Regions from separate parts of the Mus musculus genome. Here all the other regions are linked to region 1. A link is a loop called in an ENCODE intact Hi-C map of the cell type or tissue named here. Cell type or tissue: left cerebral cortex. All regions are shown on one strand. Links, peaks and the distances in the headings refer to the core of each region. The heading gives the core; the rest is flanking DNA.

Region 1 (5,869 bases), core at 698-5,697:
TTATTATTTCCATTCCTATTTACAAAAAAGAGTTACCAATTCCCATGCACATATAACAGGCTTGCTTGCTTTCTATTCTTTAACTTAGGAAAAGCAACCCAAAACTTAGGAGAGAAATAATTTTTTTAAAATCCAATTGAAATTAACTGCAAAAAATATAAGATGTACACTTTTAAACTAATTAGTCAACTGTTAAACTGTCTACCAGACTCTTACACATAATTTAAAGCTAAAACTACATAACAGAAAAATCTTTCAATTAAAACCCAGAAGAAAAAGAAACAGTCAAATAAATTTATGTAAGAATTAATCAGTAAGTTTAATTCACATATTACTTTTTCTCTATTTCCCAACTATTTCTTCCTCCAAGAATTTATCAGAAGGTAAATAACCAAAAGATAATTGAGGGAAAAAAACTTTTTAAAAATCAAGCCAAATAATTAGCCTCTGGATTAATAAAACATTAAGTATTTTTATTACTACAAGGTCGTCTGAAAGAGTCAACCAAACCCTGACTTTTATTATCCAGGTCAGTACTTTAAGAAATCCTTCAGTGCTTATCCCCAGATGAGCTCCAAATAGTTAGAAGGGAGAAAGAAATTCATGAAAAACAGTGCCATATTAGAAAAAAGAAGAAACAATACCTTCAGCTGTGGCTTCCCATCATCCTTTATAGAAGTGGCATCTGTGTGCTGAGAAACCAAAACAAATTCTTCACTGTTCAGTGTGGCCACAGAATCAGATGACCCACTAACCTTCTGGAACGAAGCTCTGACCTCCATTTCAGTTCTGCAAACCTCTCTGCCCACATCCACCTGGAACAACTAAAGAGTAACAAAAGAAAAAGTAGAACCTGATTAAAAACAAACTAAAACTAAACTAAGAATCTTTTTTAAATGGTTCATATGAAAAAGAATCCCGGCAAGCAAATTATCTCCAAATGTGGAAGGCTATCTTCTTGGACTAGGCCACTCAAAGAAATGCACTCTCTCTGCTCTTAACTTTCAGACTAACAGAATACTGTTACCTGAAAAACACAACCCAGCTGTACCTCAACCAGACAGATTTACCTCGACTCAACTCTCTATTTTGTTAAGAAATACTACAAGTTTTTGTTTCAATATAGAGAGGGAGAAAAGTAAATGTATGACTAGAAACAAATTAACACACACACATACACAGGACAGAGATGGACAAGGGAGAGGGAAAAGGAGAGTAGGAGGGGGAGGGGGAGGGGAGGGGAGAGGGAGGGAAAAGAAGGAGAGGGGAGGGGGACAGGGAGGGGAGGGGGAGGAGAAGAGATCCCTGTAATCTCAGCTTCTCAGCCTCCCAGGTTTAAGACAGGGAAAGCCTTTAAGCCCAGAAGTTTAACAAGGTAAAAAAAACCACACACACACATAGTAAAACCCTATCCAATAAAATGTATTCAATTACTTTATTAAATCCAAAGCATTTCAAAAAACTTATCTCCTAAAGACCAAGTACCATACTTAAAATATTTTGCGGTTAATGAAGTTGACAAATGAATATAAACTTTAATACTCTAAGATGTGTTTTTCTTCTCTGGAGATATTAATATTTTACAACACTCAAAAGGTAAAATTTCATACATTTGTATTCATGTACCAAGTTAGGTCTCAATAATCATATTAAATGAAATTCCATTTTCTTGCTAGATCTATAGTCTCACAGAAACTCAAATTTCTAGAAGTTCATAAATTTATTCACACAACTAATTCTGACTGAAGATATTACATACTACATAACAGACAGTGATCTTAGTCCTCGGCTACATGCCTGAAGAAGGCTGGACAAGGTAGACATTGTTCCAACGCTTAAACACTAGTGAGGAAGAAAAGAAAAGGAGGGAGAGGAAGGAGGATAAAGAGAAAGTGGGGGACAGTGAGTGAGGAGAAGAGGGAGAGAGTGAAATCGGTCCAAATCTAAAAGTTTAAAGAGTAAAACAGCAAACGACAGAGAAATGGTGCAGAGCGTGGGATAACCTCAAGTAAAGTGGCAGAAAAGAACTCTTAGAGGATGGCCTCGTTCTTAATAGCTGAGTAGTATTCCATTGTGTAAATGAACCTGAGTTTTGCAGGCAAATGGATGGAACTAGAAAATATCATTCTGAGTGAGGTAATCCAGACCCAAAAGGACATGTATGGTATGTACTCAGTAATAAGTGGATATTGGGGGGGGGAAAAAAAACAAGATACAGTCCACAGAAGTCAAAAAGGTCAACAACAACAACCTGAAGTGCTTAAGTGGGGATGTCTCAGTCCCATATGGGAGAGAGAAGAAAGCAATCACAAGTAGGGAGGGAGGGAGGGACCTGGGAGGGAAAGTGGATGGGGGAGTGAGGAGTAGGGTTGGGGAGAGGGGATACCTGATCTGGTATCCAGTGAGCAAAAAGGACTGAAGTCCTGAGGGCCAGCAGAAAGAATGTAAATAGACAACTTCAGGAAATAGAAGGTTAATGGGACACCCCCCCTCACCCCACGGTCCCCCCCCCCCCCAGAGACCTAGGAAGTGAGAGACTCCCAGGACTCAAAGGGAGGGACCTTTGATAAAATGCCCAACAGTAGGGAGAGGAAACTTATAGAGCCCACCTCTAGCAGGAAGACAGAACATCAAGTGAGGGATGGGATTGCCATCCCACAGTCACATCTCTGACTCATAATTGTTCCTGTCTGAAAGAATTACAGGTATGGAAATGGAAAGGAGCCTGAGGAAAAGAAGGCCCAGCAACAGGCCCAAAGTGGCATCCAGCTCAAGTGGAGGTCCCAACAGCTGAAAGAGTCAGATGCAGATATCTGCACCCAACCAATGGGCAGAAGCTGCTGACCCCTGTGGTTGAGTTAGGGAAGGCTGAAAGAAGCTGAGGAGAAGGGTGATCCTGTAGGAGGACCAGCAGTCTCAATTAATCTGGACCCCCAAGATCTTTCAAATACTGGACCACCAAACAGGCAACATACACCAGCTGATATGAGGCCCCCAACACACATACAGTAGAGGACTTCCAGGTTCATTCAGAGATGATGCACCTAACCCTCAAGAAGGTGGATGGAGAGGGGCTGGGAATGGAATATGGAGTGTAAAAAATGAATTACAAATAAAATTAAATTTAAAAAAGAACTCTTAGAGGAAAATACATGAGCAAAAACCTAAATGAAAAAACAAATCTTAAATCAAATAGTGTTCACTGTGAATAAACGAGTAATGTGAGGAGGGCAGAATAGGCAGGCTGGCCTGAAGAAGACCAGATCCTGCACTCCATGGCCTGTCCAAGAACAAAGTCCCGAGAGATGTTCTTTCAAAGACAGCACTTTTCACTGCAGATAAACATGGCTGCAATGTTCCACTTTGCCATTAGGTGGCACTAAAACCATTAATCTTGTCAAGAAAGAAAGAAAGGAAAGAAAGGAAGGAAGAGAAAAGAAAAGAAAAGAAAAGAAAAGAAAAGAAAAGAAAAGAAAAGAAAAGAAAAGAAAAGAAAAGAAAAGAAAAGAAAAGAAAAACCCAAGTTCAAATTGCACATTTAAAAATTACTTTTCAATGTTAAAAATAAAAATTCCCAGGAATATCCAAACAACAGAGGATTGCACTCGTTAAGTACCAGTCATTTACTGCTGTTATGTAAGTAAATCACTTTGTAAGGCCATTTATCTTCCAGGGGTTTTTTTTAACCACTTTATTGTTGTGTCTGAAACTCCAGCTTGAGTTAGCAATTCATGTCTTTTTCTCTTTTAAGCTGCACTTTTTATCCTTAGCAGCCAAAGCATCATGTAGCCTAAGAGTCTTTCTGTGGTCAGGCTTCTCCAACCCACTGTCAAGTGTTTCTATCTGATTCTAAATGCTGCCGTTCTTTTCCCTGGCACACTTGCTGTAGGCATCCTCTCACCATGCTGAATAAAAAACGTCCATGTGTCTCTATGCTCAGTCTCCCAAATTTCTATCCAAACACTAATTCCTCTCTAATTTCCTGACTTGGAATCCAAATCCCTTCTTACCATTTCCAAAGAAAAGCTTTATTGGTATCTTAAGTCAACTGTGACCAAATAGAATTTCTAATGAACTCTCCACACCTGTTTCTCATCCATGCTTCTCTTTTTAGCAACTAAGGCTCTTCTGCTAACTTAGTCAAACCAGAAACTAGATGGCACTCTTGCTTCCCCTCCACTGCTTCACGCATCACATCAGCAATAACGGATATGGTCAGCCTCCTCTAAAACAAGCCCTACCTCTACTTCAGGGGAAATACTCCAAGTAGAAGAAACTGCTGGAAGAGCATACATAAAAATAATGCATATGGAACCCAGCCTATATGCCATGCCTTACTTGGCTCAATATATTCTCTCATTACAGCACCTTAAACCAAATTCTTTCTCATGTTATAGTCGACTCTCAGGATTACTACATCTTCTAGTATTCATTTTCATTCATGCATTTAACACATTTACATGAGTCTCTACTATACACCAGACGCTATACTCATTAGTAAAACCACTGTTGTCTCTGTCTTCTTAAAGCTAACATTCTCATTTAAGATATAGGCAACCTAGAAAAAAAAAAAATCAAGATCACATCCCGAAAGGTGATGAGCATATGAAAATGCTATAAGGAAAATGCCTTTGTATGCTAATTAAAAATTAATTTTTTAAATTTAGATTTATTTACTTTATTTATATGAGTACACTGTAGCTGTCTTCAGACACACCAGAAAAGGGCAGCAGATCCCATTACAGATGGTTGTGAGCCACCATGTGGTTGCTGGGAATTGAGCTCAGGACCTCTGAAAGAGCAGTCAGTGCTCTCAATCACTGAGTCATCTCTCTAGAGCCCCCAAATTAATTAATTTTTAAAATATTTGTTTTTGCATTGCTGTTTCAATGGCTTCGTGTTTTTCATAGCAGTTGTGTACTGAAGTCTCTAAATCTGTGAAAATAAACTTTCTCCCTATATAAGTGTTTTATCATATTTTAAACAGCTAAACTAGGCCTGTCATGAATGTATAAGGCATAAGTGGGTAACAATCTGTTTTTATCATTTACTATCATAACATACAAATAAACGTATTAAAAAGTTAAAATGTATCAAAACATAGGCACACAAACATTAACAGACCATACACAGTACCATTACAAATATATAAAAATGTAAAAATTCAGGATCATCAATGTATAAAATGAACTGTAGCACATACCATAAGCCTGAACAACTTTGCCAACAGCCTTCTACTGATATCATAATGAAAGCTGTGAGTGTGACCTAATCATCTTCATGTGAGCAATTTGTCTCTTCAAGAAACTGCACGTGCTGCAAGAAGTGATCCCCTGACCTCTGTGCAGGTGTCAGACCAGACACTACCTCCAGGTGACCAAAAGAAAGAGAAGACCCATAGGAAGAAAAAGCACTCTGTTCCAAATAGAGAGAAGAGAGTGTCAGAAATTCACTAAGGCAATGACAGAACAATTGCAAAGTCCAGGAAAAGCAGACAGGTGCAAAAAAAAAAAAAAAAAAAAAGCCTCTAGAAAGTTCAGCACCCGGATAAACAAAGGAAACACGGAAGCCCACAAATTCAACAACGCTCTCCTTGCCCCAAGTGCACGCAGCCATCAGCCCAGTGGAAGCCAGTCCACCACCTCACCTTCCCTTTCTTGTTCCCCACTACCCCACGCCCTGGTATTTCCTTGTCTTCTTTCTTCCTTTTTTTTTTTTTTTTTTTTTTTTTTTTTTTTTTTGGTTTTTCAAGACAGGGTTTCTCTGTGTAGCCCTGGCTGTCCTGGAACTCACTCTGTAGACCAGGCTGGCCTCGAACTCAGAAATCTGCCTGCCTCTGCCTCCCGAGTGCTGGGATTAAAGGCATACA
Region 2 (5,869 bases), core at 212-5,211, 190 kb after region 1:
GAAAGAAAGGCAAAGAGCACTGTTTTACCTGAGGGGAGTCATTACTTACTGATTTTTTTCCTTTCTTAGCTTTTAAAAGGTTTTATTTTTACTGGATATTGTGGTATGTGCCTTTATTAACAGCACTGGGTAGAAGACAGGCAGACATTTCTTGAATTCAGGCCAGCAGTGTTACAATAGTGAGATCTTGTCTCCAAAAGAAAGAAGAAAAAAAAGGGCATTTTTTTTAAATGTAACTGTGTACCCCATGTGTCCAGGTACCCTTGGAAGCCAGAAGAGGGTATTGGATCCCCTGAAATCACAGTTAAAGGCAGTTGTGAGCTACCTGATATGGGTGCAGGGGAATTGAGCTTGTGTCTTCCAGAAGAGCAGCAAGTGCTCTTAACTGCTGAGCTGTCTCCCTAACCCTTAAGAAGTTATTAAATACATCTTAATGTATTTGGGAAGTGGATGCCCATGTAACCACCATTTTGATATAACTACAACTGTTATCTAAAGCAGAGATAAGGACTGCATAGCATGTTCACAAGTACAGTGGTGTTTGAAAAAAAAAGGGGAGGAAGCAGGAAATAAAACATGGTAAGAGATGATAAAGAAGAAGGATGAAGAAGAGGAGGAAGAAGAAAAGAAGGAGGAGAAGGAAGAAGAGGAGGAAGAGGAGGAGGAAGAAGAAGAAGAACAACAACAACAGTTTTTTCCCAACTGCATGTGCACAATTCAGGCATGATAAAGACTTAAGGAACAGCCATAACCAATAGAATTCTGAAATTAAATTTTAAATCATGTATTTTAAATTTAAAAAGGAAAGAAAACTAATCATACAAGAAGGAAGAATAAATTAGAGACTCTTCAGGTTTTCTGTAAGTGTAAAATTACACCCCCCACGACCACCACCACTACCACCAGTGTGATTTTTCAATTAACTACTGCTGTGTTAAATTCTGGAGTTGTGGTTTTTACCTGTGTGATAATGTGGTGAATAATTCTTGTGGGTTTTTTGTTTTGTTTTGAGTGTGTTTTCTTTTTGATTACACCTCTCTTCTTACTATTATATTTTTGTTTGTTTATTGAATGATTGTTGGGGAGGGGAGCACATAGAGGACAGAGACAAAGAATCACTTTCTCTTTCCACCATGTGGGTCCTGGAAATTGTGCTCAGGTCAGACTTGGTGGGTGGCAAGCACTTTCACCCTTTGGCCCGTCTCGATGGCCGTCTCAGATTATATCTCTTAACTTTATCACTGAAAGTGATATCATCTGAAAAATATTTAATCTCTGGCTTCACCACCTGCTCATTTAAGTACCACGTGTGCTCATTTCTATGACTGAAGAGCAGTTTTGATGGATAACCTACACCAAATACACATATTTATGTTAGAGAAATCCAGCAAATGCTTTCGCAGTCAGGTGAACTGGATCAATGTGACCAGAAGTAAGTCATATTGATAGGGAATCTTTAGCATGCTACGATGAAAAGGGTATTTTTTCTCTCTCTGGACTTACTGCCAAACATATCTAACTCCAGTCTCCTTGTGAGAAAAATGAGATCCCATCAAAAGTCAGTATACAACACGTATCCCCAGTAGTCTTTAAAACCTCCAATCATCAAAACCCAAAAGGAACCTTATAAAGAGTGACACACAATCAAGTATTCTGGATGAGCTGCTGGAACACGGGAAGGCTGTTAGGCAAAAGTAAGGCATTCTGAGTAAAATCAGAGTTTTTAACTATAATGCGCTAAATTACTATAGCCAGATTGGCATATTAATATCAAAGAGAACGTTATAATGAGAATGAGGTGTGGGATAGTAGGAGTTCTCTGAACTGTCTTTGTCATTTTCTGTAAATTTAAAATGCTTCTGTGAAACTGCTTTTGTTTTGTTTGTTTGTTTGGTTGGTTTGGTTTGTTTTTAACCAGGAAAAAAATGATTAATCCTACCGCTAATCAGGAAAATAGAGATTTAGATAACAGCAGGGTTTGTTTTTGTTTCTGTTTCTGTTTTTTTTGTTTTGTTTTGGTTTTGTTTGTTTGTTTTTGATCTTCCCACAAACCAGTGTCTGAATGGTGGTCCCATGTGGTCATGCAGGGCTCTTGCATGTGCTAGGGAGGGTGCAATCTGTCAGGCTCTGGAAAATGCGTACAACCCTGTAGCTATAGTGGCTGCACTTACAGGTTATCAAACCAGATAGTTTTAACACATACATACAGGGGGCACCTGCAGAGGAATATCACTACAGTCTCTAAAAGCAACAAGTTAAAAATAGCCTAAACATCAGAACTGATTCACTGTGTTGTCTATACCAGAGAGTTATTAGACATTTACAGATATCACCACAAATCTATTGCAAAAACAAAGTTTTTTTTTTTTTTTTTTTTTTTTGGTTTTTCGAGACAGGACTTTTCTGTGTAGCCTTGGCTGTCCTGGAACTCACTCTGTAGACCAGGTTGGCCTCGAACTCAGAAATCCGCCTGCCTCTGCCTCCCAAGTGCTGGGATTAAAGGCGTGCGCCACCACCACCCGGCAAAGATTTTTTTTCTTAAAACAGGATCTTATGTATCCTAAGCCGGTCTCAAACTCACTGTGTAACTGGCCTTGAACTCCTGATCCTCTTGGTTATGGGTTTGTGCCACCATGCCTGGCTTATGTGGTGCTAAGGATTAAATCTGTGTCTTTGTGCATATGAAGAAAATACTCTTATCAATTGAGCCATCCCAGCCCTCAGATCAGTTTTAATAGCCAATGACAGTTTGGGAGGCAGAGTCTGTATGTTTGAGGTCAGCGTGGTCTACATAGTTCCAGAACAACCAGAATTACATAGTGAAACTTGTCTCAAAAACAAAACAAACAACTAAAAATTCCAGTAACAAAGTCTAGCATCCCAGTAATTTCTGTAAATTAGCACACACGATTGGATATTCAAGGATATGTTACTATGTGTACAGAAAATAGGAAGAATCCAGGGGAACTCACAATATCACCTCCAGAAGGCACTTAGCAAGAAACACAGACAAATGACATCCTTTCTTCCAAACTGTCTTAAGTTCATACTGATAGTGTTTTCATTAGCGCCTCCCACAGGGCATTGTGGTTGAGAACATTTCTTAGGCTTCAACCTTTTATAAAAATATCTTCCCAGGTGTAAATGTTGTAACTCAAACTACTCAATCTTGAGTTTACCTTTATATTTGAATAATACATTTGGCTCTGAAAACACAGGTTTTCCTTAGAAAATACTGATTTGGATGACAATTTGAGGGTCTATTGGCTGTTCTATTTCTATGTTCAAGCTCCCTCTAGTGGCCCAAAGTAACCCCTACCCCTTAAATTATTAAATTCCTTTCTCCTACTTGGTACCGCACACAACACGCACACACAAGCTTCTTGAAAAGCAAAGGCTTGCAAGCAGTCCATTAAGTTTTACAGATTAGGACTGGAGAGTTCTTGCTGCTGAACTGATTTCCCAGCTCCCACACCAGGCAGCTCTTTTTCACAGTCACCAGTAATTCCAGCTACAAAGGGCCCAGTGCCCTCATCTGGCATGCATACTCACATGCAGTCACATACACGAAAGGAAAAACAAAATTTAAGTCTTTAAAAAAATTAACTTATTCATTTCAGTGTGTAATGCTTGTTTGTTCTTTAGCTTTAAATGTTTAAATTACATACAGTTTAATCCAAGATACTTAGCTTTGGTATTGTGTACAATATCAAGTGTTTTTAGCTTTGCTTTTGCCAATTGCATGCCTCAGTTTGAGTAGTCTGCATTCTATTTCATCGGTGATTCTAACCTATTCATCCTGTATGCCATCTCTGAGATTGGGTTGGGTTGTCAAAGGATTAAGTGCATCTACCCCTAGCCTATCTTAAAACATTTCTCTTTTCCTTTTTTGGGGAATGGGGTAGGGTATTGTTTTGAGACAGGGTTTCTCTGCATAGTCTTGGCTGTCCTGGAACTCACTCTGTAGATCAGGCTGGCCTTAAACTCAGAGATTCTACTGCCTTTGCCTCCCAGCTGCTGGGTTAAAGTTGTGTGGTACCACTCCCCAGTTCAAACATTTCTTATATACATACACACTTTTATTATTAGTTAAACAGGGCTGGAGAGATGGCTTGGTGGCTAAGAGAACTTGCTACTTCTGCAGAGGACCCAGAGTTCTGAGTGCTCATATAAGTCACTTAAAACCTTCTACAGCCGGGCCGTGGTGGAGCACGCCTTTAATCCCAGCATTTGGGAGGCAGAGACAGGCAGATTTCTGAGTTCGAGGCCTGCCTGGTCTACAGAGTGAGTTCCAGGACAGCCGGGGCTATACAGAGAAACCCTGTCTCAAAAAACAAAACAAACAAAAAACAAAAACAAAACAAAACAAAAAAAACTCTTCTACAACTGTATTTCCTAGAGATCCAACACCAGCGTCTTGCTTCCTTGGACACTAGGCATGCTAATAGTGCACTTTCTATGCATGGAGGCAAAACACTCATACAGATAAAATAAATCAGTGTTGGAGAGATGGCTCTTTAAATTTTTAAGCATATATGTAAGTGCCTCCAAATTCTAGAAGAGGGTGTGCAGTAACGTGCCCCCCACCCCCCCGTGCGCGCACTAGCCTCCTGCACACAGTTTACATGCTTAGTATTAGCTGTTAATTTTTTTAAACATGTATTTTATTTATATGAGTACACTGTAGCTGTCTTCAGATACACCAGAAGATGGCATCAGATCCCATCTGATGGGATGGTTGTGAGCCACCATGTGGTTGCTGGGAATTCAGGACCTCTCTCTGGAAGAGTAGTCAGTGCTCTTAACTACTAAGCCATCGCTTCAGCCCCCAGCTGTTAAATTTTTATTCGTTAACAGTCTTTCAGAAGATGGGGTTGGGGTGGGGGTGTATATTGAGTGGATGAGAACAGAATAAGTTCTTTGCATTGACTCTGAACCAGATAGGAAGTAGCAAATTAAATGTACAAGATATTGACAATATTACTATTAATAACACAAAATGTAAAAGTTCTGGACTAGATAATCACAAGTCTAATGGGGAACTGTTTAAGAACTAGAAAATATTTTTTTGTGACATAAAGTTGAAAATGCTGAGCCTTTGGTTCTTTAGAATCATAGTTGAGTGAGCGGCAGGTATGACAAATGTGTGGCTCCTACCTTCAACTAGACTTGTCCTGTGACCTAAACAGGAAAGCCCAGAAATAGTGCAGGGAGCCTTGGCCACCAAGGGCAGAAGCACATCAAACTCCCACAGATAGAACAGAGAAAGCCTTTCCATGAAACATGACTCTTTTCTAACTCCACTCGTGACTAGCCTAAAATTTGGTTTCTTGTTTATATACCTCTGGCTGTTGCCACAATTCCATAACAACTTTTTTCTTAACTATTGTTTGCTCCTGCCAGCTTTGGTGGCACACATGCCTTTAGTCCTAGCACTATGTGAATTTATGACAGAACAACCTTAGTCTTCTAGGAAGTTGAAATATAAACCAGAGTGAGGTGGCAGGAGGGAGCAAATGGCAGAAAGAGGGATGTTGAGGGAAGGGAAAGCAGATTGTTTTGTGTATGTTTGAGATAGGGTCTATGTAGCCTTGGTTGCCCTGGAATTTACTATGTAGACTAGACTGGCCTTGAACTCAGATGTCTGCCTACTTCTGCCTCCTGAGTGTGCTGGGATTAAAGCTATATGCCACCACACTGACTGAGAGAGAATATAAGAGAAAATATTTTAAATATTTTCACCACAAAGTATCTGAAATGAAAATTTTCTTAATTAGCCTAGTTTAACTATTGCAAATTATAAGCTTATATCATCAGGGAGTCACATTGTACTTAATAAACATTTATGGCCAACACTCAAACATTTCAG
Region 3 (5,869 bases), core at 476-5,475, 300 kb after region 1:
GTGGGATCTCACAGCCAGGTAACTCAGTGGGGGAGGGGCATGACTAGAACATAATGACCACAAAGCCCATGATGGTATGAGAGTAGTGGACAGAAGGGATTTCTGAAAAACACTTTTCTGAGGCTTTAATTCAGCTACTGGAAAGGGTTTAGTTCCGTGAAGAAGGGGACTGACTGTTCACATCTCTTATTTCCAGTTCTGTGGCAAAGGAGGATGAAGGCTTACGAGGTGAGTACTGAATAGTAATGAGAAGTTAGGTTGAAAGGACAGTGCCACAATGATGACATCATATTTGCTACTCTTGACAGCTGGGGTGACGATAGCTTTAAACCACCATGATTATAACTGAGGCACACAAAATAATGATTTGGGGGCTACTTACAGAGTAAGCAGTTTTTACATAAAGATTCCCCCCCCCCAGGACTCGTCAGGAAGCTGGATAACAGAGCGAGCGCAATGTAAGCAATTTTGTGTGTGCATGTGGTCCCATTACAAGGAATACCCAATGGCAAATGAGCACTAAAGATCCCTCAACCCACACATTGAATGTATTGTTCCCTGAGAGCAATTGTAGATAGAGGAGTGGGTGGGAAGTCTGAAGTCAGGGCATTGTTTCTGCGTATCTGAGGAGGCTGGTTTTTGATATGTGGGAGCTAGTGGTCGTTAACGCATTTACCCCCTATTTGGTGGACTCTGGTTCCCCCATCTTAAGTGCTGAGTCAGGGGCCTAACCGGGCAGCTTTAACTATTTGTTTGTTGTAGGTGCTAGAATAGAAGACCAGAAAATGAAATGGTAAGTCAAACTAAAGGAATTGTAGATGCTAAACAGGCTTGGCTTTGTTGCACTCTGCCAAATACTGGCCACGTGTTCCATCCTGGTCATAGCTGAACACAGCCTGCATGATGACGAACAAATACTGACTACCTGAAGATCTTATTAGCTCTATCTGATGGTGGGCTTCCTTGACATTTATTGTGGGGCAAACTCAAATCTGTTGACTGCATTGAAAAGCTCTTTAATGTTTTTTTCTAGGTGGAGTTTGAGGCTGGATAGACAGTTTGAAAGGTAAGTATTGAAAAACACTTGAATTTGGGTCAGTACAAAGGGACATGCAGAGACTTTGAATCATCAAAACTCCAGCATGCATTGTCTTACGGATGTTTAGATAGGTGTGTTTTGGACAACACTCTGGGTTCTTGTAATGATGTTGATCAAATGTCTGAGCTGAAAATAACTTGTAGACAATTTTTAACACTGAAGAACCTTGTGGCAGGCAACTAAGAATAGTCGAATGATGTTTAGCATATTTGTAAGAGGTATTTTCTTTTAATTCTAGTTAACTGGTTGCATGCTTGTTCATTTGGCTGGCTTGCTTGGGTAAGAAGCCATTGGGGGCCTTGAATTCCCTCCAGTCATTTGCAGTATTTACTGCATAACATTTAGCTTTTGAACATGCATGTGCTACCATCAGTACTAAATGGTGCCTTAAATTTTTTTCAGGTACAAATAATGGTTTGAATAAAGAAAGGTAAGCATTGTAAGTTTGGTATTTACTATATGAATTAAGGTACTGTTAGTGATGATCAATAAAGTTAAACAGATGGGAATCTCTCTGAATAAGATTGAAGATTGATTGTTAAGCTGAAACAGTATTTAAGGACATCAGTAAATATACTTTACAAATACATATTTCTAAACGGAGTGTAATTTCTTACAGGTATTAATGGGTCACCTCAAGTGAAGGCACTGCAAACACAATGGTAAGTCTTTGAAATGTGCATGTATTAGTTACTTTCAACCCCTTCCAAACAAGCCGATACCATGATGATAACATAGTTCAGCAGACTTAACTCTGATGAACAATCATGTCTTTCGCTCCTATCTGATGTATCTGGCTGTAATGTTTTAAAGAGTTTTCCTTGAATAGTATTAGGAAATACAAGATAAGAGTCCCAAGTGATGAGGCCAAAGCCTGATGCTAAGGTGGCATGTGCTGTGCCACTGACTTAACCCAGTAGGACAATTTTATTGTGAAAAATACATAAGTTCCCTAGGGTATGACGATTGAAACTATAAATCTCAGGCCTCTTGGCAAGAGAATTGATGTGAGCCCATGGAGACTAGTGAAGACAACTGAACACTGAGAGAATAGTGTGAAATAAAATGAAGATAAGTAACTGCACTAATTATTTTTAATTTTCAAACAGATTGGTCATTCTGAATTTCCGGTCCTTCATTCTGAATTTCAAAGTAAGTCTGTCACTTGTTTTTGTACAGATTGTAATATAGCTTGTAACCAGTGATGTGATGATTCTGCCAAATGATACAAAGTGATATCACCTTTAAACCGTTCCATTTTATTTCTGAGGTTACTATACTAACATGTAAAATTTAACTACTCTAAGCCAGAGAAGTAAGTCAGTCTTTGTTTTCTTAGGGCTCCTGTGACAAGTGGACATGCAGTGACTGCACCTTTGTTTCTGAGGTGAGAACTGCAAATGCTTAACCGGGAACCTACTCCAGAATACATGATGATCTCACACAACTTGAACTCTCTCACTGATTACTTGATGATAGTAAAAGATCTGATGTTCTGTGTTTTAACAGTTACCATTTAAGTTAAAATTGTAGAAAAGTGTTTAACAGCTACCTTCTGTTGGTTGTTGCAGGTGCCTGGATGGAGGCTCAAATAGAAGATGGTGTCAGATATATTGTGTTAAAATTTTACCATTAAAGTGTATTATAACATGAACTGTGAAGTGTGCATTTTGTTCTGATGAGCACATTGTGGGGAGTTCACATTAGACATTTTTAAATCTATTAGCTGCCCAGTGACTGGATGGTATTGGTGTCAGTATAGTTTGTCTTTTTGTGCTTATAAGCACAAGCCATTATTTTTTTTTAAGATTTTTTTATTTATTATATGTAAGTACACTGTAGCTGTCTTCAGACACTCCAGAAGAGGGCATCAGATCTTGTTACAAATGGTTGTGAGCCACCATGTGGTTGCTGGGATTTGAACTCTGGACCTTCGGAAGAGCAGTTAGTACATCTCTCCAGCCCTAGAACACTTTTCTTATATCTTATAAAACTAAATATTTCATGGAGTATGCAAAGGGGAGTACAGTCACAAATCAGTTTGCCTGGAAATAGTTTTTTTTTCTCTTTCCTTTCTCAACACAATCTAAGATGAACCAAAAGAGAAGTGTGCTCTTACACACTGAGCCATCTCACCAGCCTCAAGCCATTATTCTGTTTGACATTTTAAATTAATAGGAACAGCGTTAACCAGAACTGGACTGACTGGTGGAGGTGGTATTTTCACTTTTGGCAGGTGACAGTGTCTGCTGAGTCTTACATCCTGAATGTCTAATCAGTTATGCAGTCTGAGTGGGTATACCAGCCCTTTAAAGGTCTGGAGATGGCCTGTAGGGGCACAGGTGTGAGGGAAAATTTGAAGTATAAACCTGGAAGGTAAAAGCCTAGACCTTGCAGTCCTGTTAAAGTGTTGTCCCCATGCCTAGGACTTTTGCAGTTATATATACCACCAGGCCTAACTCAGCATTCCTAAATTAGGAGGAACACTGAGGCTAATTGGCTCTTAGGTTTGATACTGTTCACTCTGGTCTGTTGGGCTCAGTTCTTGAGACCACGGAAACTACAATCCTTAATCTAACAAGTACAGTTTGGGATTCGTGCTGGGTGTGGTGGCCCCAAAGGAAAAGTTGAGGCTATTTTGTTTAGTCCTTTGGCTGTAGATAGTATAGGTAACTGGTCAGGGGTCCTTAGAACACTGGTTCCAGGCAAAATGTGTAGGTATTTGGAGCTGTACCTCTACAAGCTTTAGTCCCTGGGAATGGGGGCAGTGTTTCAATGCTCAACAGTTACCCTGGAACACATAGCTAAACATCTCATTTGGTGATTTATATTCTACACATAGTCTTACTGAAATGGATTTAAATTCCATCACATTCTTGGGTTGTGAGGATTTAAATTTTTCACATGCTAGTCACATACCTTTACTGTTAGTGGTCCATTTGTATGGTAATGCATGTGAAGAGGTCAGGATGACCTACACAAGTCTTCCTTTCACAATGTGGAATCCAGCTATCCAGTCATCTTGCCTGGCTGGTCTCTTGGAGGCAGGTTGCCTTGATGGGATTTCCATGTAGATCAGGCTGGTCTCAAACTTGGATCTGCCTAGGATCAAAGGTCTGTGCTTACTAGGACCAGCTGGGAGTTACTGGTCTGTTTTAAGACACCCATGGTTCCTTCTTCCAGAACACAAGGTCAGGGTTTCATTCACTGGATCTCTACAGTCACGCCCTTAGCTCAGATCTACCAGCCTCTGATCAAGTAGGGAGTCATCTGCCTCCTTCCACTTCAGCACCCTTAGCACTGCCTCATTAGGCCTTTAGATTGTGTATGATACTGGTGATTGAACCACTGAGCTGTGTACAACTGTCCTTCCAGGTCTCAGCTGCTTTGCCATCCTCCGAGGAATCGCCTAGTCCTGCAGTGAGTTTGTGTGTAGGGGATAGGGGGCAGAGAAGCCTTAGGGTGTTAAGGGGAGTGGTTTCCCCTTTCAGAGAAGGAATAGATGTTAGGGGTGGGAGGGGGTGCTGATAAACTCATTTGAATGTTTACTACTAGAGTGACATTTTTTAGAAAGGATTAGGTTTGTGACTGGAGGCTTTAAAACTGTCAAGAACCCATGCCTTTAGTCCCAGCACCAGGGAGGCAGAAGCAGCAGATCCCCAGAAGTTTGAGGCCAGCTTGGTCTACAGGAAAGAGTTCAGGACATGCAGGGCTACACAGAGAAACTGATTTTTGAAAGCCTTTAAGTAAGCAAGTTTCAGGGCTACAGAGAGTAATCCTGTCTTGAAAAACCATAAACAAGAACCACAGGCAGTGGTGGCACATGCTAATCCCAGCACTTAGGAGGCAGAGGCAGGCGGATTTGAGTTCAAGGCCAGTCTGGTCTACAGAGTGAGTTCCAGGACAGTCAGGGCTACACAGAAAAACCCTGTCTCGAAAACAGGCAAACAAAAAAAAACCATAAAAAAGAGCCCATGCCAGGAAAACTGTCTTGAAAAGCCATAAGAAAGCAAATAATTCTGTGCCAGGCCCAGTCTTCCAGCAACAGCAGGTCAGGATGTAGAACTCTCAGCTACTTCTATATCATGTCTGTGTTTGCCACCATGCTTACAGCTAAAACTATAAACCAGCACCAACTAAATGCTTTATAAAGAGTTGCTTTGGTTGTGGTGTCTCCTCACAGCAATAGAACAGTGGTTAGGACAGCTGCATTTCAGTCCTGTTTTACAGTATTTCAAATCACATATCTGCCACAAATGTAACCTCATGATTCTGGCAACAAGAGATCTGTGAGACAGCCAGGACAAGTGTCATTCACATTATATAAGCAGCTGGGGCAGCTAAGAGACATTTGTAGCTTGCTTAAGGTACAACACAATAGAATTCTGTTACTTGTAATTTTTTTTTTTGATCCTACTATACTACTTAGAACATTATATTGATGGCTGAAAGATTACCACAAAGTTTAATTTATGGTTCTAATGAGGCTAGATGAACTGAAACCTTGCTGCATTAACTGGCCAGTGTACAGAGGCAACCATGTTGTATTATCCTTATTCTAAATAACTTATCTGGGTATAGAAACATGCTTGGAAAACAGGAAGACTCTAAATACTCAATAAAGAGATTTTTTTGTTTGTTTGTTTCATTTGACAATTTTCCAATTAAAAAACTTCCACAGACAGTCCTAATGGTACACATGACCAAGTCACAATTGTGTAGCTTCTCTTTCTTACTCGGTAATGATTGCTTCTACACAGACATTTGGTT
Region 4 (5,869 bases), core at 298-5,297, 100 kb after region 1:
TGTTTGTCTGTTTGTTCATTTGTTTTTATCACTATTGCTCTGTAAGACAGTTTGAGGTCAGAGATGATTCCCCCAGATGTTCTCTAACTGTTGAGAATAGTTTTCACTACCCTGGTTTTTGTTTGTTTGTTTGTTTGTTTGTTTTGTTTTGTTTTGTTTGTTATTCCAGATGAATTTGAGAATTGTACTTTCTATCTCTCTGAAGAATTTAGTTGGAATTTTGGTGGTGATTGCATTGAATCTGTAGATCGCTTTTGGTAAGATAGCCATTTTTACTATGTTAATCCTGCCAATACATGAGCATAAGAGAGCTTTCCACAAAAAGTAGAGCAGAGACTGAAGGAAAGGCCATCCAGAGACTGCCCCACCTAGGAATCCATCTTATCTGCAGACACCAAACCCAAACACTATTGCTGATGCCAAGAAGCGCTTGCTGACAAGAGCCTGGTATAGCTGTCCCTTGAGAGAATGACAAATACAGATGTGCATGCTCGCAGCCAACGATCAGACTAAGTATGGGGACCCCAATGGAGGAGTTAGGGGAAGGACTGAAGAAGCTAAAGCAGTTTGCAACCCCATAGGAGGAACAATAGTATCAACCAACCAGCCACCCCAGAGCTCCCAGGGACTAAACCACCAATCAAAGAGCACACATAAAGGGATCCATGGCTCTAGTTGCTTATGTAGCAGAGAATGGCCTTGTTGAGCATCAATGAGAGGGGGGCCCTTGGTCCTGTGGAGACTCGATACCTCCAGCTAGGGTGATGAGGCAGGAGAGGGGGGTCTCCCTCATAGAGGCAGGGGGAGAGGGAATGGGATACAGGGTTTGCAGAGGGGAAACTGGGAGGGGGATAACATTTGAAATGTAAACAAATAAAATAACCAATAAAAATTTTTAAAAAGAAAATAGGTTTGAAGAAACCTCCCTGAAAGTAACACACACATATACTCACACACATATAAACATACACATAAATACACACACAAAAAACCACACATATACACACACATATATCGAATGGCTCTGATCCCAGCACTTGGGAGGCAGAGGCAGGCACATCTTTATGAGTTGCAGGACACATAGAATACATAGAGAGTTCTAGGACAGCAACCTTATCTCAAAAAAAAAAAAGAAAGAAAAAGAAAAAAGAAAGGAAGGAAGGAAGGAAGGAAGGAAGGAAGGAAGGAAGGAAGGAAAAATCAAGGATGAGTTGAACTCTAATGGCAAAATTTGGAGGGAAAAATGTAAAGAGAAAATAGCTGAAAAACTTATGCAAATAAGTTACTGGTTGCTGAAAGACAATTTTTCAGACCCAATAAAACCTAATGAGTAGAACGTACAATAAATAACACATTATTATTGAATTTCAGACCTGATACTAAAAAGATTTTTAGGGCTTTTAGAGTGGAAAAAAGTTTCATGGAAAAAAATTACATGCAAAAGGTTAATAACCAGAATATCTCTGGGCTTCTCAATCGCAATAATTAAATTATAAAATAATGAAGAAACAACAGATGAGGAAATACTATTTCTAGCCAAGTATGCCTTCCCTGATGTTTCTGTTTGAATCCAGTCTACTCTCTGAAGACTCGGGTTGAGGCATGCATGCATCTGTAACTCAGGGCTGGAGAATTGAGGCAGGAACAGATAGATCCTGGAGGCTGCTGTTCAGCTGTGTAGACAAAGGGACGAGCTTCGGGTTCAGTGAGAGACCCCCATCTCAAAAACTAAGGTGCAGGGTCATCGGGGAAGACATTCTACATCAGCTTTTGGCCTCCACACATGTAGCACACAGGTGAGGGCACCTGCAAATACTTGTGTACATATACGCACAAAACATTTTAAAATAAACAAATAGACACGTTCAGACAAACATTTAAATTTGTATACATTTAAAGTTTTTAAATTATTGGTAGTTTTATGCTTGAAAATAATGTGTTTGTATTATTTTCAGACAGTAGTGGTACATGCCTTTATAACTCCAGCACTTTGGAGGCAGCAGCAGAGAGAGCTCTGAGTTTGAGACCAGTCTGGTCAAAAGAGTGAGTTCTAAGACAGCCAGGGTTACACAAAGAAACCCTATCTCAGGGGAAAAAAATTTATGATGACGGCGACGACGACGTCAATGATAGTGATAATGATATGTTTTTATCAAGTCTTCTCCCAAGGCTGGTGAGATGGCTCAGCAGATAAGAGCACTGACTGCTCTTCCGAAGGTCCTGAGTTCAAATCCTAACAACCACATGGTGGCTCACAATCACCTGTAATGAGACCAGACACCCTCTTCTGGTATGTCTGAAGGAAGCTATAGTGTACTTATGTACAATAATAAATAAATCTCTGGGCCGGAGAGAGCAGGGGTTGACTGGAGCCCAACAACCACACGAAGGCTCACAACCGTCTCTACAGCTACAGTGTATTCATATACATAAATAAATAAATCTTTAAAGAAAAAAGTTCTCCCCACTCCCTCCTCACCAACTCCTCCTAAACCCCACACCCCACCTTTGCTTCCCAACTTGATAGACTCTTTTGGAACCCACTGAGTCCGCTTAGTGCTATAAGTGCATGGATGTAGGGCCATCCACCGGAACATGGCGCCACAGCTAAAGAAAATTGCTTATCCCTCCTGCTACAGCTGTCAGTTGCCAAGTGTTCCTCAGCTGGAGTAGGAAGTCATGAGCCCCTTTCCTACCAGTGTGAAAGTTTGGCTGGAGTGGTCTTGTGCATGCAGTCAAAGCTGGTTGTGTGTACAACAGCCCTGTCGCATCCATCCACAGCAAGCCTCCACCACTTCTAGCACTTACCATATCCCCCCACCCCCCTTTTGTAAGGATCCCTGAGCCTCGGGAGGAGGGGGTATGATAAAGATGTGTGGTTCACAGTGAGTACTCTAGTCTCCTACTCTGTGTTCTTCTGCAATTGTAAGTCTGTGACTTAATCATCATCTCTGCAAGAAGCGTCTTTGATCAGAGGTAAGAGTCGCACAAATCTATGGTTATAGAAACAAGCTGTGGGGTTGCAGCTCGACACTACATCTAGTCAGCAGGACAACAATAGCATATTCTCTCCTAAGGCCTGAAAGCTACCCAGTCACTGATTCTTGGCACCGTTAACAGTCCTAAGTCTGAGTTCTGTCTTATGATGAGGACCTTACTCCAATCGAAAGACTTGGCTACCCTCAAAACATTCCTGTCACTGATGCACCAATGGGCGTAACTGCAGGGCTTGCTATTATGTAGCTTGTAGGGTTCATAACTAGGTGAGTCTTTTGGTGACTTTTCTCCCTCTGTTGCATGCACAGCATTATGGAAGTTAGCCAGTAGGAATAATGCTTCCAGATCAATACCACCTTAATTTTCCCATGTCCTATGATTCAAAAATATGATGTCGTCAGCAACAGGGTCTTACCATCAAGTTCTGGAGGATAACAAAGAGAATGACAATAACCTCTATTGTTTGGGGACCTATGGGACCTCACTGACCGACAATTTAAACGTGTTCTTGTCACTGGGATTTTTGTTCAATAGCCTATAGCATCAGGAAGAGGCATTACCCTCTATGGAGAGTAATTCCATTTTTTATATATTCTTCTATAAGAGTGGGGTTCCCTGTGGCTTTTTAAAAAATGTTTTAGTGTCGTTTATCCATCCTCATACCCCCTCTTTCCACCCCATCTTCCCACCTCATGCCCCACTTAACCCTTTCTGTCCCATTATTCCCTTTACCACGGTCACTGCTCCCTTAGACAAGCAACATCTGTGATGTTTATCTGTTTGTTTGTTGGGAGCTTTTGAGACATGGTCACATGGCTAAACAATTACCTGTGTGGTAACACATTCCTGCAATCCCAGCATGTAGGAGGCTGAGATGAGACAATAACCATGAGTTTGAATCTCTGTGGACTCCATAGTGAATTCCAAGCCAACCTAGCTCCAGAGTTAGACTTTGCCTCAGAAAACCAAACAGAAAAAAAAATTGCTTCCTATGTATGTTCTTTAAAATATTTTAAAATTTATTTTAGTTTGTGTTTATAAGTGTTTTGTCCGAATGTCTGTTTACCATGTGTGTGCTTGGTGCCCACGGAGGTCAGAAGAAGGTGCTGGATCCTCGGGGATTGGTGCTATGATGGCTATACGCCACCATGTGGACACTGGGAATTGAACCCAGGGCCTCTGCAAGTGCCCTATAGCACCGAGTCATCTTTCCAGCCCTCATGCTATATATTCTTCTTCAGAAAGCAGTGAAGGATGAACATCACTGTAAGGAAAAATGGAAGATAATAGCACAGGCAACCATGGAATTGAAAAGAATTTGAGAATGAGAATTTTACGGAGATTTATACTGATTATATGGTTTGGGAAAAGCAACCAGGGGTAGGGAGATTTCTGGGCATATTAACAAACAAGGCCTGAAGGAGTAGAAGGGGAGGAATATGTTACTAAAAGCCAGAAACAGCAGCAAATGAAGAGAATAAGCTGACAGGAACCATGACTTTCACCAACCGAGACAGTCAGGGACATCAATACTTCATCTTGCTGGGCATGGTGGTACACATCTCTAATCCCAGAATTTAGGCAAGAGAACTGTGTGTTCAATGCAAGCCTGGGTTTCAGAGTGAAACTTTGTCTCAAAAAGCCAAACAAGTAGACACGCTTAAATCCTTAAATCCTCTCGCACACAGAGGGCAGAAATAGGCTGATCTCTATGTGTTTAAGGCCAGCCTGGGTGAGACTCCATCTTAAAAAGAAAACACATGACACACATACACCTCACACACACACACACACAGACACCCCACACACACATACACATCCATAAAACAAACACACACAGAGACATATACATACTCCACACACACACCACAGATACACACACACACAAACAAACATACACCCCACAGAGACATATACCACACAAATATACACAGACATACACAAATACCATACACAAGCACACCACATATACATACACACCACACACATGCATACCACATATACACAGAGACACATACGTGCACCATACACACACAGCCCACATAGACACACACCACATAGACACACCACAAACACACACACACACACACTTCCTTCCAATTTTTCATCTTTATCTTCTTCTTTCCCCAAATCTGCCTCTGCTCTTTCCACTGACCTATCTTGTCAAAGAGCGAAGGAATTGTTCACATGAGGCTGTCAGGTGACTTACATTCAGAATAGCACAGAGAGGCCATGGAAAGGGGACACGTGGAGTCTAGCTCAGAGGCGTGTAAATCTGCCAAAGCGAAGTCATTTCTCCACCTGAAGCTGAAGCTTGGATGACTGTTGTGTAGTAGAATCCAAATTGGAACAAGACGTTGCAGAATTACATGATGTGAAATGTGAAATGTAAAATGTGAAAAAGTGAAAAGGAAAGCCAATTGATTCATGATATATTTAATGCTCTGAAAGAATGTGTACAGTTCTTTCTCAGTGTTTGAAGAATAATTAGCTGTATCGTGTAGCGCCAACTAAGCTGAGGTGGTAGGAAGCTATTAGCTGAACCAAAACTAGGAACAGACAGAAAAAAGTAAGTCTACAAATTTCATTCAATTAGTAATGTGGAAATAAAAATGATAACAAGGGTCTGGAGAAATAACTTGGTGGTTAAGAGCACAAGTTGCTCTTCCAGAGGATTTGGGTTCAATTTACAGCACCCACAGGGTGGCTCACAACCTCTGTAACTCCAGCTCCAGGGGATCCAATACCTTTCGACCTTCATGGTTATCAGGAATGCATATGGTGCACAGACATGAGCAGGTCAAGCACCAATACACATAAAATAAAAATTTTAAAAACCTTTTATTTTCTTTTAAAAACCGTAACAAATACA
Region 5 (5,869 bases), core at 652-5,651, 120 kb after region 1:
AGGACATTTTATACTGGTCAAAGAAAAAAACTACCAAGATTCTGAACATCTAGGCTCCAAATGCAAGGGAATCCACATTCATAAAAGAAACTTTGCTAAAGCTCAAAGCACACATTGTACCCCACACAATAATAGTGGGAGACTTCAACACTCCACTCTCAGAAATGGACAGATGATGGAAACAGAAACTAAACAGAGACACAGTGAAACTAACAGAAGTTGTGAACCAAATGGATCTAACAGGTATTTATAGAACATTTCACTCAAAACCAAAAGAATATAACCTTCTCAGCACCTCAAGGTACCTTCTCCAAATTTGACCATATAATTGGTCACAAAACAGGTCTCAACAGATACAAGAAGATTAAAATAATCCCATGCACCCTATCAGTCCCTATTGGGACACAATAAAAGCAGTGGTAAGAGGAAAACTCATAGCTCTAAGTGCCTCCAAAGAGAAACTGGAGAGAGCTTACCCTAGCAGCTTGACAGCACACCTGAAAGCTCTAGAATAAAAAGAGGCAAATGCACCCAAGAGGAGTAGACGGCAGGAAATAATCAAACTCAGAGCTGAAATCAACCAAGTAGAAACAAAAAGAACTGTACAAAGAATCTACAAAACCAGGAGCTAGTTCTTTGAGAAAATCAACAAGACAGATAAACCCTTAGCCAGACTAACCAGAGGGCACAGAGACAGTATCCAAATTAATAAAATCAGAAATGAAAAGGGAGACAGAGCTTCAAAATATATCTTAAAATAACTATTCTGTTTGTTGAATATCAACAGTTGAAAATATTAAAATCATGTTCTACAAATATCATGGAGATATTATTGATAATTTTTCTCACTGTACTTGAAATTAGCATTTTCTTAATGTTTAACTTCAAAGAGTTTTTGCTATTTTGAAATTTTTAAAATATACTTACTGATAAAGTAATTTCTCTCCTAGAAACACTGATAACCTTTTTTAAGTAAATTGATTGTTAGACAATGTACATAGATATATAATACATTTTAAATACTCTCTCACTATGTCAGGTGGTATCATATAAGAGCTTTTGAATATATTTCTTAATGATTCAGTTTTAATATGTTATGTCTTTTACTATGCTTAACTCCCAAAGAATATTTTGTATGTTTTGAAACAATTTAGTATTCAACATTAGTTTTGGATCTTCAGTTATGGATAGTATTAAATATTCATTAATGACATTTTAGGGTATGAAAGGATATAAATATAAAAGAACAAAATTTTTACATATTATCTGATTCTCAAAATACTCAATATTATTAATATGTTTGATGTATAAAATGCATTTAAATAATAAAAAAATTAAGAAAAAATAAAACACTGTAACTCAAAAAAAAGAAATGTAAATGAGTTTGATGAATATTTTCTGAAGAGCCCCAGTGTCATGTGATCATCTGCTGTTACCATCTGTTTGCACAAAGAGATTTTGCAGTTTTGCAGGAAGTGCATCTAATTGGTATATTTTCACTTCCTTAAACAACACCCATTATCACTTGCAAGCTGATTATTCCTAGTCTTTGTTTTGTATTTTCAACATGTAGACTACCGCAGGGAGAGCTTCTTCTCTGGTCATGTCTAAGGTTCTAAATACCTCTTGTGTTAGCATACCTATTTATTTTTATTTTGAGTCATTTGCGTGTTTTTTATTTTATTTATTTGTTTGTTTGTTTTTTCTGAGACAGGGTTTCTCTGTGTAGCCCTGGCTGTCCTGGAACTTACTTTGTAGACCAGGCTGGCCTTGAAATCAGAAATCCACCTGCCTCTGCCTCTCAAGTGCTGGGATTAAAGGCATGAGCTACCACTGCCCGGCTTATTTTTTATTTTATGTGCATGAGTGTTTTGCCTTTATGCATGCCTGTTGTCTGCAGAGGCTAGAAAAGGACATCAGATCCCCTGGGACTGGAGTTACACAGGTGCTTGTGAGCCACCATGTGGACACTGGGAACTGAACCCAGGTCCTCTGCAAGAGTAACAAGTATTCTTAACTCCTGAGCCATCTCTCCAGCCTCTACTCTTTTTTAAAAAAATATTTCTCAGGTCAATGAAATGACTCAGCAGGTGAGGACACTTGCCACCAAGCCTGATGACCTGGGATCTCTCCCTGGAACTTGACCTGTTATAAGGAAGACATTGTCCTTCCAGTGCCATGTGTAGATGTGGTGTTGGAATGAAGATGGTCTCCATATACTCATATATTTGAGTGCTTAGCCTCTAGTTGGAAAATATTTGCAATGCAAAGGATTAGGAGGTTTGGGCTTATGAGAAGAGATGTGTATGCCAGGCCTTCTGTCTGTCTGTCTGTCTGCTGCCTTTGGGTCGGAATATAAAGCTCTCGGCTACTTTTCTAGCATCATGCCTGCTGCTTTCCCACCATGATGATGATGGACCAATCTGCCAAAATAGGAAGCAAGCCCCAATTCAATGCTTTCTTCTGTAGGGCGTCTTGATTATAGTGTCTTCACAGCACTAGAACAGTAGCTAAGACAGTGGGCCACTGTATACATACATAGAGCTGTGTGGTGATCCAGGAAAGACCCTCAGCCTCAGGCTATGACCTTCGCCTGCATGCACACATGTCCACAGGCAGAAGAAGAAAGAAAGAAAACTCAACAGTGAAAAAGTTCAGTAAGGCAATTAGATAAATGTAAGGGAAGGAACACAAAGTAAAGAGCTATTCTTAAAAAAAAAGGGGGGTGGGAGGAGCAATAAAGTCAGGTCAAACTCCTATTAAATATAGAGAAAATGGAATAAAGATGAAATATGGGTGACCAAAAAGAAAGAAAAGATTTTTTTCATTACTCAGTAATGAAAGAAATAAACAAAATACAAACAAACAAAATGAAACAAATAAGTAAAAATAAATAAACAAAGTTACACGAATGAGGGGGGAAAACAACAAGAAAATGAAAATAAAACACCAAAAAAAAAAAACCTCCATAAGAACGTTAAATTTTCATTAAAATAACAAATGCTGTTAAATGTGTAGCAGAAAGAAAAATAATCACCAAGGCCAGTTTGGTCTACAGAGTGAGTTCCAGGACAACCAGAGGGCCTACACAGAGAAACCCTGTCTTCAAAAACCAAAAAGAAAGAAAGAGTAAAGAAAGGAAAGGAAAGAGAAAAGGAATTACAATGCAAGGGGAAAGGAACACAGTGTAATCAGGGTTAGATCGGTTTTTCTCTGGATCCTGTAACATCAGAGTGGTCCAGAGGTGTAGGGCGGGGTCATTTGTTCCGTCTGGTCTGAAGCTCGTGTCTTTCCTTGGGTTATGCTGATGCTGAGCCTGTTCTGAGCAAGGGTTGGACTTCAGAGCTGCTTTCACCTTAGAGTCTACTTCCCTCTGCTGACAACACATAGGTCTGCAGCCCTGTGCCAGGCAGATTCTCATACCTTCCTGAAACACACACACACACACACACACACACACACACACACACACACACAGGGAGAAGGCAGAAATGAAGGAAGGAAGGGAGGAAAAGAGGAAGGAAAAAAGGAAGGAAGGAAGGGAGGGAGGGAGGGATTGAGGGAGGGAAGGAGGGAGGGAGGAAATAAACCTAGCAAGCAAGCCTGCATCTGTAGACATCAACTAGCCATTAAACCTTCAGACTTTTTTGGTCTCTGTAGCTGTCAGCCTCATCGCGCACAGGTCTCTGTAGAAATGATCTACTAGCTGACTCCAGGCTCAGAGCTAGCAAATTTGTCATACTCCACATTTATTCTCAGGTGATGAGTTCAACTCCTCAACACCAAGAGGAGGGATACCCCTTCCCTGTAGACAGTACTGCCTGAGGCAAGCCTTCTGCCACTACACCTTGAAGTCTCTCTGTTTGACCTCCCTTGACCTCCATGATTGCCTCCTGCCCTGGCCCTGGTGCTCATTGATTTCAGCCTCTCTGATGCTGACTGTTCCCTCTTCTCAGGCCAGTAGTTAAATTTGGTTTACTTTTTAGTTCATGGTGCTGGAGGTAAGGCCATAGGGATCACATTTTGGGAAACCTTTATCACTAGCACAGTCCATACATACATACATACATACATACATACATACATACATACATACATACGAGTATAAGACATCACAAAATTAAGACAGGTAAGCCTGTGCATCTCACTGCCTCTACTGATCTCTTTCCCACTTCTTAAAAAGTTATCCTGAGGGCTCTGCTCTAGGTGACAACCTAATTCTAAACACTTCCTAAAGGGCCCTGCTTCTAAACACCGAAGTCATGGCTCTTCCTTCCTTCCTTTAGAACACAGTCTATTATTCTTTCCTAAATTTCCAAAGAGTTTTCAGGCCAGCCAGCCTGGAGTGTGCAGTAGGAGACAAAGGAGACACAAGCTTGGCAAGGTGGAGGGAAAAAACCAACTCCATAAAGTTGTCCTCTGGCATCCACATATATGCCATGGCACATGCATGCCATCTGACAGACAGACAGACAAACAGACAGATGGAAAAACTCCTCAGACACTCTGGCCACTTGTTATACTGTCAATATTGGGAAGAAAAAGTTATTTCTATGATTAAAACTGAAAAAGAGTTTTGGAGAATTTCTTTGTTAAGCAAAAGTACGAGGTGACTGTGAGTAAATCGCAGAGAGTGAGGCAGGAAATAACTAGATATCTATCTCATGTACATCGGCAGAGCCATTCATAAGGAAGCTAACAAGAGTTATTTTGAAAACTGATAATGCCTGCAGTATGAAAGATTGGTGATCTGTCAATGGTTCATAAGAGGAAGTGGAAAAACATATGAGATTTATATATTTGAAATCTGTACTATTGAGTGTCGGGAGCCGGGGAATTCTTGGCCCAAGAAGATGGTAGGCCATTGCATGTCTCTCTTTCTGGTGCACTTCTAATCACATAAATGCACTTTTCTGAAATGGATTCTTCCTGAATAGGCCACTTGAAAAGATTGAAAGTATTTTTCCAGAAAGTAGTATAGGAGTCCAGAGGAATATGTCTTAGAGAACATTAATGTAGTGTTTGTAGTCACTATCTGCTCTGACATTCCTACCACAGATATTTCCTATAGCCCAAGTACAGTAAAGAACATTGGGAAAGTCCATCACTAGAAACAGTTGAAGCTCTCAGAGTCTGTCCTAGTAAAAAGATAAATCTATATCATTTAAGGCAAGTTATGATTACAGTGCTATGAATCATACTCAAGCAATTGCAAAGATGGAAAGGATTAGTTCTAAGCAGATCAAAATTCAGTAGACTGTTCCAGCCACGGTGGCATATGCCTATGATGCCAGCCCTTGGGAGACTGTGGTAGGAAGATTCTAACTGTAAACCCAATCTGGGCTGTATTGCAAAACCCTCTACCCCTCTGAATAATAATAATAATGAAAAAACAAGTTGTCTTAGTCAGGGTTTCTATTCCTGGACAAAACATCATGACCAAGAAGCAAGTTGGGGAGGAAAGGGCTTATTCAGCTTACACTTCCATACTGCTGTTCATCACCAAGGAAGTCAGGACTGGAACTCAAGCAGGTCAGGAAGCAGGAGCTGATACAGAGGCCGTGGAGGGATGTTCTTTACTGGCTTGCTTCCCCTGTCTTGCTCAGCCTGCTCTCCTATAGAACCAAGGCTACCAGCCCAGAGATGGCACCACCCACAAAGGGACCTCCCCCCTTGATCACTAATTGAGAAAATGCCTTGCAGCTGGATCTTGTGGAGGCACTTCCCCAACTGAAGCTCCTTTCTCTGTGATAACTCCAGCCTGTGTCAAGTTGACAAAAAACTCCACAGCCAGTCCCACAATACCCTGAGAAAGCTCCATTCCCAGGAGCTCTAACATGCCCAGGATCATAGGACCACAGGATCACAG

The links. A loop is a pair of places that touch in the nucleus more often than their neighbours do. Peaks named below come from ENCODE experiments on the same cell type or tissue, not always from the same donor. Only the 100,000 strongest peaks of a DNase experiment are listed, where the experiment ranks them.
Region 2: a loop joins it to region 1, with 13 times the contacts of the local background. A loop is called at or near these places in 23 of 42 quality-filtered maps.
Region 3: it touches region 1 in a loop (2.9-fold over the local background); 3 of 42 quality-filtered maps call a loop at or near these places.
Region 4: a loop joins it to region 1, with 2.9 times the contacts of the local background. A loop is called at or near these places in 10 of 42 quality-filtered maps.
Region 5: it touches region 1 in a loop (6-fold over the local background); 24 of 42 quality-filtered maps call a loop at or near these places.

Annotation. Positions count from the first base shown.
Region 1 is chr1:160,740,108-160,745,976 of GRCm38, forward strand. Rabgap1l (RAB GTPase activating protein 1-like) reads right to left here. Exons shown (of 21, transcript NM_013862.5): 2 at 645-824. The coding sequence starts at 782. Among named protein-coding and RNA genes, the nearest start is that of Gm37083, 49 kb to the right of the region's middle. In left cerebral cortex, for the core only: CTCF peaks have their summits at 3,361 (motif pointing right), 3,588 and 4,162; DNase peaks (open chromatin) are centred at 3,358 and 4,170; H3K27ac peaks cover 421 bases.
Region 2 is chr1:160,931,030-160,936,898 of GRCm38, forward strand. The region is part of intron 2 of Rc3h1 (RING CCCH (C3H) domains 1); the gene reads left to right. Among named protein-coding and RNA genes, the nearest start is that of Rc3h1, 28 kb to the left of the region's middle. In left cerebral cortex, for the core only: CTCF peaks have their summits at 3,299 (motif pointing left) and 4,711 (motif pointing right); DNase peaks (open chromatin) are centred at 3,088, 3,290 and 4,757.
Region 3 is chr1:161,035,787-161,041,655 of GRCm38, forward strand. It overlaps Dars2 (aspartyl-tRNA synthetase 2 (mitochondrial)), which reads right to left. Exons shown (of 17, transcript NM_172644.4): 17 at 4,815-5,869. It overlaps Gas5 (growth arrest specific 5), which reads left to right. Exons shown (of 11, transcript NR_166052.1): 2 at 1-18; 3 at 197-228; 4 at 422-458; 5 at 763-793; 6 at 1,034-1,066; 7 at 1,502-1,529; 8 at 1,719-1,761; 9 at 2,209-2,251; 10 at 2,439-2,486; 11 at 2,671-2,753. It overlaps Snord47 (small nucleolar RNA, C/D box 47), which reads left to right and starts at 2,306; the gene lies at 2,306-2,370. It overlaps LOC115487644 (a small nucleolar RNA gene), which reads left to right and starts at 896; the gene lies at 896-955. It also overlaps LOC115487677, LOC115487645, LOC115487640, LOC115487678 and LOC115487638. In left cerebral cortex, for the core only: a CTCF peak has its summit at 2,961 (motif pointing right); DNase peaks (open chromatin) are centred at 688, 3,608, 3,813, 4,285 and 1 more place; H3K4me3 peaks cover 1,677 bases; H3K27ac peaks cover 546 bases.
Region 4 is chr1:160,844,488-160,850,356 of GRCm38, forward strand. No RefSeq gene overlaps it. Among named protein-coding and RNA genes, the nearest start is that of Gm24988, 29 kb to the right of the region's middle. In left cerebral cortex, for the core only: no CTCF peak of the experiment used is centred there; no DNase peak of the experiment used is centred there.
Region 5 is chr1:160,859,872-160,865,740 of GRCm38, forward strand. No RefSeq gene overlaps it. Among named protein-coding and RNA genes, the nearest start is that of Gm24988, 14 kb to the right of the region's middle. In left cerebral cortex, for the core only: a CTCF peak has its summit at 3,365 (motif pointing left); a DNase peak (open chromatin) is centred at 3,362.